Regions from separate parts of the Homo sapiens genome. Here region 1 is linked to region 2. A link is a loop called in an ENCODE intact Hi-C map of the cell type or tissue named here. Cell type or tissue: stomach. All regions are shown on one strand.

Region 1 (2,500 bases), 220 kb before region 2:
CATTTACAAGGAGGGAATACTAAAATCCCCTCCCATCCTGGGCCTTGCTCCTTGTCCCACTGGCAGGGGCAGGGGCAGGACAGAGTTTGGTATGCTGTGGTGTCACCACACCAATGAAAGCTGCTTGCTGACCACAGGCTGAATGTTCTAGGTGGCAGGTCACCCCTCCTGGACAGCGGCCATCTGCCGCAATCCTCCCTCCTTCGCTCTGGGTTATCTGGTACCCCCTGTGCCATCTCCCTCTGTAACTTCTTCCCCTCTATTTTCCTCCCCCCACAACATGGTATGCCAGCCCGAGCTTATCACCCTACCCTGAGCCAGCAGCATCCATTGTTCTCATGCTTGGGAATGGAGCAACAGGGGAAGTCACTCTGTTTGGGGCCAAGGAGGAAGGAAAGAGGGATGGGACTGAATGGGTAGGTGATGGAAAAAGTGACTTCCAGCCATTCCCTGGCCTGACCTAGATGGCAGCTTAGCGTGGTTGCCATGGTGATAGCCAGACAAACACCCACACCCCTCCCCACCAGCCCCAAACTGCATAATGGTGGTTGTGCCTTTTCCCAGCTCGAACCCCTCAGGCTTCTGCCTGGTGTGAAGTTCAGATTCCTCAGGCTGAGCTGCTCTTGCCTCAGTTTCCCAGCCTGACCAAAGGAAGCAGGTGGGGCCTCTGGGATAAAGAGCGTGTGCTGGCCCTTCCCTGTGTGCCCCGCAGACACACACTCCACCCCACTCCCCATGCCCCAGGGCCCACCAGGCTGACTTCTCCGCTGCTTCTGACGGGCTCCCTTGCCCTCTGGGTTCCAGTCAGCCAGCAGGAGGCACCAGCAGGAATCGGAGGGTGAGAGGGGAGTAGATGGGACACCCACTCCCTGCTGGGCTGCTGGTGGGCAGTGGCTACCTCCCTCTCCTGAAGGCCATAGCTCCTGTCAGCAGCTCCCACTGAAGCTCCAGGTCTCCTGGCTCGGGTTCCCTGCTCCTTCCCCTGCTCCCCAGCCCTGGAGGGGAGGGGCCTCGGCTCTTGCTGGCTGCAGTGGGCCTCACTGTCCCTTGTTCCTTGTGGACTTCCCTCAACCCTGCCCACCTCTCCACAATAAGCTCTTCTGTTGAATTCTCCTTGGTCACCCCTTTTGGATACATTCTGTTTGCTGCTGAGACCCTGACTGCTACTGAGAATGTCTCAACAATGAAGGGGGAGGCTGGATGCGGTGGCTTATGCCTGTAATTCCAGCACTTGGGGTGGGCAAGGTGGGCAGATTGCCTGAGCCCAGGAGTTTGAGACCACATGGCGAGACCCTGTCTCTACAAAAACTACACACACACACACACACACACACACACACACACAATTTAGCCGGGCGTGATGATGCATGCCTGTAGTCCCAGCTACTCAGAAGGCTGAGGTGGAAAATCACCTGAGCCCTGGAAGCCAAGCCGAGCTGAGCAGTGCTGAGCTGAGCAGTGAGCTGAGGTCACGTCACTGCACTCCAGCTTGGGCGATGGAGTTTGTCTCAAAAAAAAAAGGAAGGCGGGCGGCTGTCTCAGGACACCTTTTTTTGTGGTCAGGGCTCTGGCAGGCTGAATGTGTGGGTGGGGTGGCCTCCCAGGTGTAATCTGAGATGCACCCAGAAGGCTGCCCTGCCTGGAAATAGCCAGGCTGAAACCTGAAGTTTAGAGGGCCATTCTTGTGGTCTAAAAACTTTCGGGAAAGATTCCACATTCCCCAGGAAGGGGGGCGTCATAGCCAATCATTCATTTCTCTACCTGCCTTAGTTTCGTCAGATAAGAAGCTTGACTGCAAACTTCAGAAATGCAAAGACTGTGTCTGTCTTCACTGTGTAGACATGGGGCCTGGTGCCAAGTAGGTTGAAATAAACATCTGTTGAATAAACTTATTTACCACTCAACAATGAGTGGTGAGTGCCTACTGTGTTCCCCTATGTTCCAGCTGGAGTCATTGGGAAGCAGGATTTTTCACTCTGCTGAGGTTGCTGGGGAATATGGAGTTGGGTGGGGAGCTGTTGCTGCATGTCTCAACACTGCACCTTTCCAGGTGCACAGAGCCAAACCCCTTGCAGCTACCTTTGACTCTGTCTCACACCAACACTCAATCCATTAGGAAATCCTGCAAGGCAGATCCGAACCCAGCCACTCCTCACCCCGTCCACGGCTGCCAGCTGGCTCTCCCACCTGGAATCCTGCTTGACCTCCTCCCTCCTCACTAGTTTCCTAACTCCCACCTTCCCCACCTCCCACAGTCTATGCTCAACACGAGTCAGAATGACATTTATTTATTTATTTATTTATTTAAGACCGAGTCTCACTCTGTCGCCCAGGCTGGAGTGCAGTGGCGTGATCCTGGATCACTGCAACCTTCCCCTCCCGGGTTCAAGTGATTCTCCTGCCTCAGCCTCCAGAGTAGGTGGGATTACAGGCACCTGCCACCATGCCCGGCTAATTTTTTTTTTTTTTTTGTATGTTTAGTAGAGACAGGGTTTCACCA
Region 2 (2,500 bases):
GCTTTCGCGGCAGCGGCTCCAGAGTGGCCTGGTCTCTCCTGCAGCTGTCCCCCGTCTATGCCGGGAAGACCTGCGGCCTGTGTGGGAATTACAATGGCAACCAGGGCGACGACTTCCTTACCCCCTCTGGGCTGGCGGAGCCCCGGGTGGAGGACTTCGGGAACGCCTGGAAGCTGCACGGGGACTGCCAGGACCTGCAGAAGCAGCACAGCGATCCCTGCGCCCTCAACCCGCGCATGAGTATGTGAACCCGGGGGCAAGGCAGGGACCTCGCAGAATCTCGAGGTCTCCACATTAGTGCAGTGCGTTCCGGAGGCAGTGCTCCCACCGCGGAGGGCGGGGGCGGGGAGCGAGGAAAGGGGTCGGGCTTTGTTTTTACCGTCAGCACTTGATCATCTGAACTGGGCCATTTGCTCTTCAAAGTCCCTTTATTGGGCGCCCGCCACAGGCCAACCCCCGGGAAAGAAAAAAAAAAAAAAAGTCTACCGAGGCGGGAGGATCGCTTGAGGGCAGGAGTTCGAGACCAGTCTGGGCAACGTAGGGAGCCCCCATTTCTATTAAAATAATAATAATAATAATAATAATAATAATAATAATAATAATAATAAATTTGCCGGGCGTGGTGGGGCGCGCCTGTAATCCCAACTACTTGGGAGCTACGTGGGACGGTTGCATGAACCCAGGAAGGCAAGGCCGCAGTGAGCCAAGATCGCATTTCTGCACTCCAGCCCGGGCGACAGAGCAAGACCGTGTCTCTCCAAAAAAAAAAAAAAAAAATTCCATAGTCCCCGTCCTTCGACCTTCCCAGTCTACTGCAGCAGCAGCTTACAAACTCAGCGTTAGATGATTGTAAGATAAATGGACTTGGGGGTGGGGGTGGCATTTGCAGATTTCTCTGCGTGACCTTGCAGCCCTCTATTAGCAGCACTGGGCTATTTCCAGGGGAGTGTTGACCGGGAGGGCGTGGCCCCCACTCCTCCCCACCACATCCCAGGCTCGCTCCTCTCGCCCCACAGCCAGGTTCTCCGAGGAGGCGTGCGCGGTCCTGACGTCCCCCACATTCGAGGCCTGCCATCGTGCCGTCAGCCCGCTGCCCTACCTGCGGAACTGCCGCTACGACGTGTGCTCCTGCTCGGACGGCCGCGAGTGCCTGTGCGGCGCCCTGGCCAGCTATGCCGCGGCCTGCGCGGGGAGAGGCGTGCGCGTCGCGTGGCGCGAGCCAGGCCGCTGTGGTGCGTGCCCTCCCTGCCCGCAGCCCTCCGGGCCGCCCCCCAAATCCGTCCACGTGTGCTTTTCGAAGCCCTTTCTCTGCGTTGTTTCCTGTGGAAAGAGGGCGTAGGGCATTGTGACAAACACGGGTGGGGAGGACGGTTCATTTGCACCCACTTTTCCCTTCCACCTCCCAGCAGGACAGGCGGTGGGGACCGGCTGATGATTCGGGCCTGTTCCAGGAAGACAGGTTGGCTCCTCCTACCTGGAGGCCTAGAACGTGGGGGTCCCTGCAAAGCTTGGGTTTCCCGTGGCCGCTGCCACCTAGTGTTCGTTCAGCACAGAAGGTCAGGCTGTGGAGCGAATGGGTCCCAGATCCCACTGGGTCTCCGCCTCCCTTAAGAGTCCGATGAAGGCAAGGGAAATTCACATACAAACCCTTTGCTTGTAACTCCAGGCAAACCACCGATGGACAAAACCTCTGGCGTTGTATAAAGTTACCTAAAGGTGAATTACATCACTGTCCCCAGTTGGCTTTAGATTCTCACTCTGCACTGTTGGATTCCTGGCACCAGAGGTGGTATCTATTGTGCTCACTTTTTTGTTTTTGTTATTGCTCTGGGGACATTTGCTGCATGCCCAGTGTGGTCGGGCAACAGTGATGATGTGGAACTCCAAACTTACTGTTAGAGTCACAGATGGAAATGGCCGCCCTACTAGATACCTATCCTACTAAGTGAAAGGATGAGTAGATTCAGGGCAGGGAAAACCAAGGAAGGCTTTCTGGAGGACGTGTACTTGGCTAGGGTTTTAAAAAGCTGCTTTCTTGGCAGAGAAGACTTGTTTCCAATGGTAGAATCATAGTAGGCATAGAAGTGACGAGTATATTCTGTTAAGAATAAGGCATAGTGGATATTCTGTTTTTTAGGGTAAAGTAGATGTGTTTAGAAATTAAAATGTAGGTGTAGTCCCAGCTACTTGGGAGGTTGAGGCAAGAGGATTGCTTGAGTCTAGGAATTTAAGGCTGCAGTGAGTTATGATCGCACCACTGCACTCTGACCTGGCCAACAGAGAAAGACCCTGTGTGTGTGTGTGTGTGTGTGTGTGTGTGTGTGTGTATACATATATATATATATAAAGTAGATGGTCCTGTTGGAAGAGGAGTTATGAGAAACAGTGAAAGGAATTAGCATCTATATTTCAGGAGCAGTGTAGGCATGGGGACCCTAGAAGTGCTACTATTTTGGGTCCAATGAGCCAACTCATGTTTTGAGTTGTAGAAATGTCATAT

What was found. A loop is a pair of places that touch in the nucleus more often than their neighbours do. Peaks named below come from ENCODE experiments on the same cell type or tissue, not always from the same donor. Only the 100,000 strongest peaks of a DNase experiment are listed, where the experiment ranks them.
Region 1: it touches region 2 in a loop (4-fold over the local background); 108 of 110 quality-filtered maps call a loop at or near these places.

What each region holds. Positions count from the first base shown.
Region 1 is chr12:6,272,085-6,274,584 of GRCh38, reverse strand. All of the region lies in intron 2 of LOC105369625 (a long non-coding RNA gene), which reads left to right. Among named protein-coding and RNA genes, the nearest start is that of PLEKHG6, 37 kb to the left of the region's middle. In stomach, no CTCF peak of the experiment used is centred here; DNase peaks (open chromatin) are centred at 430 and 1,484; H3K27ac peaks cover 2,217 bases.
Region 2 is chr12:6,055,589-6,058,088 of GRCh38, reverse strand. It overlaps VWF (von Willebrand factor), which reads left to right. Exons shown (of 52, transcript NM_000552.5): 14 at 45-240; 15 at 1,017-1,232. Among named protein-coding and RNA genes, the nearest start is that of SNORA120, 17 kb to the right of the region's middle. In stomach, no CTCF peak of the experiment used is centred here; a DNase peak (open chromatin) is centred at 1,498; H3K4me3 peaks cover 758 bases; H3K27ac peaks cover 76 bases; H3K27me3 peaks cover 2,266 bases.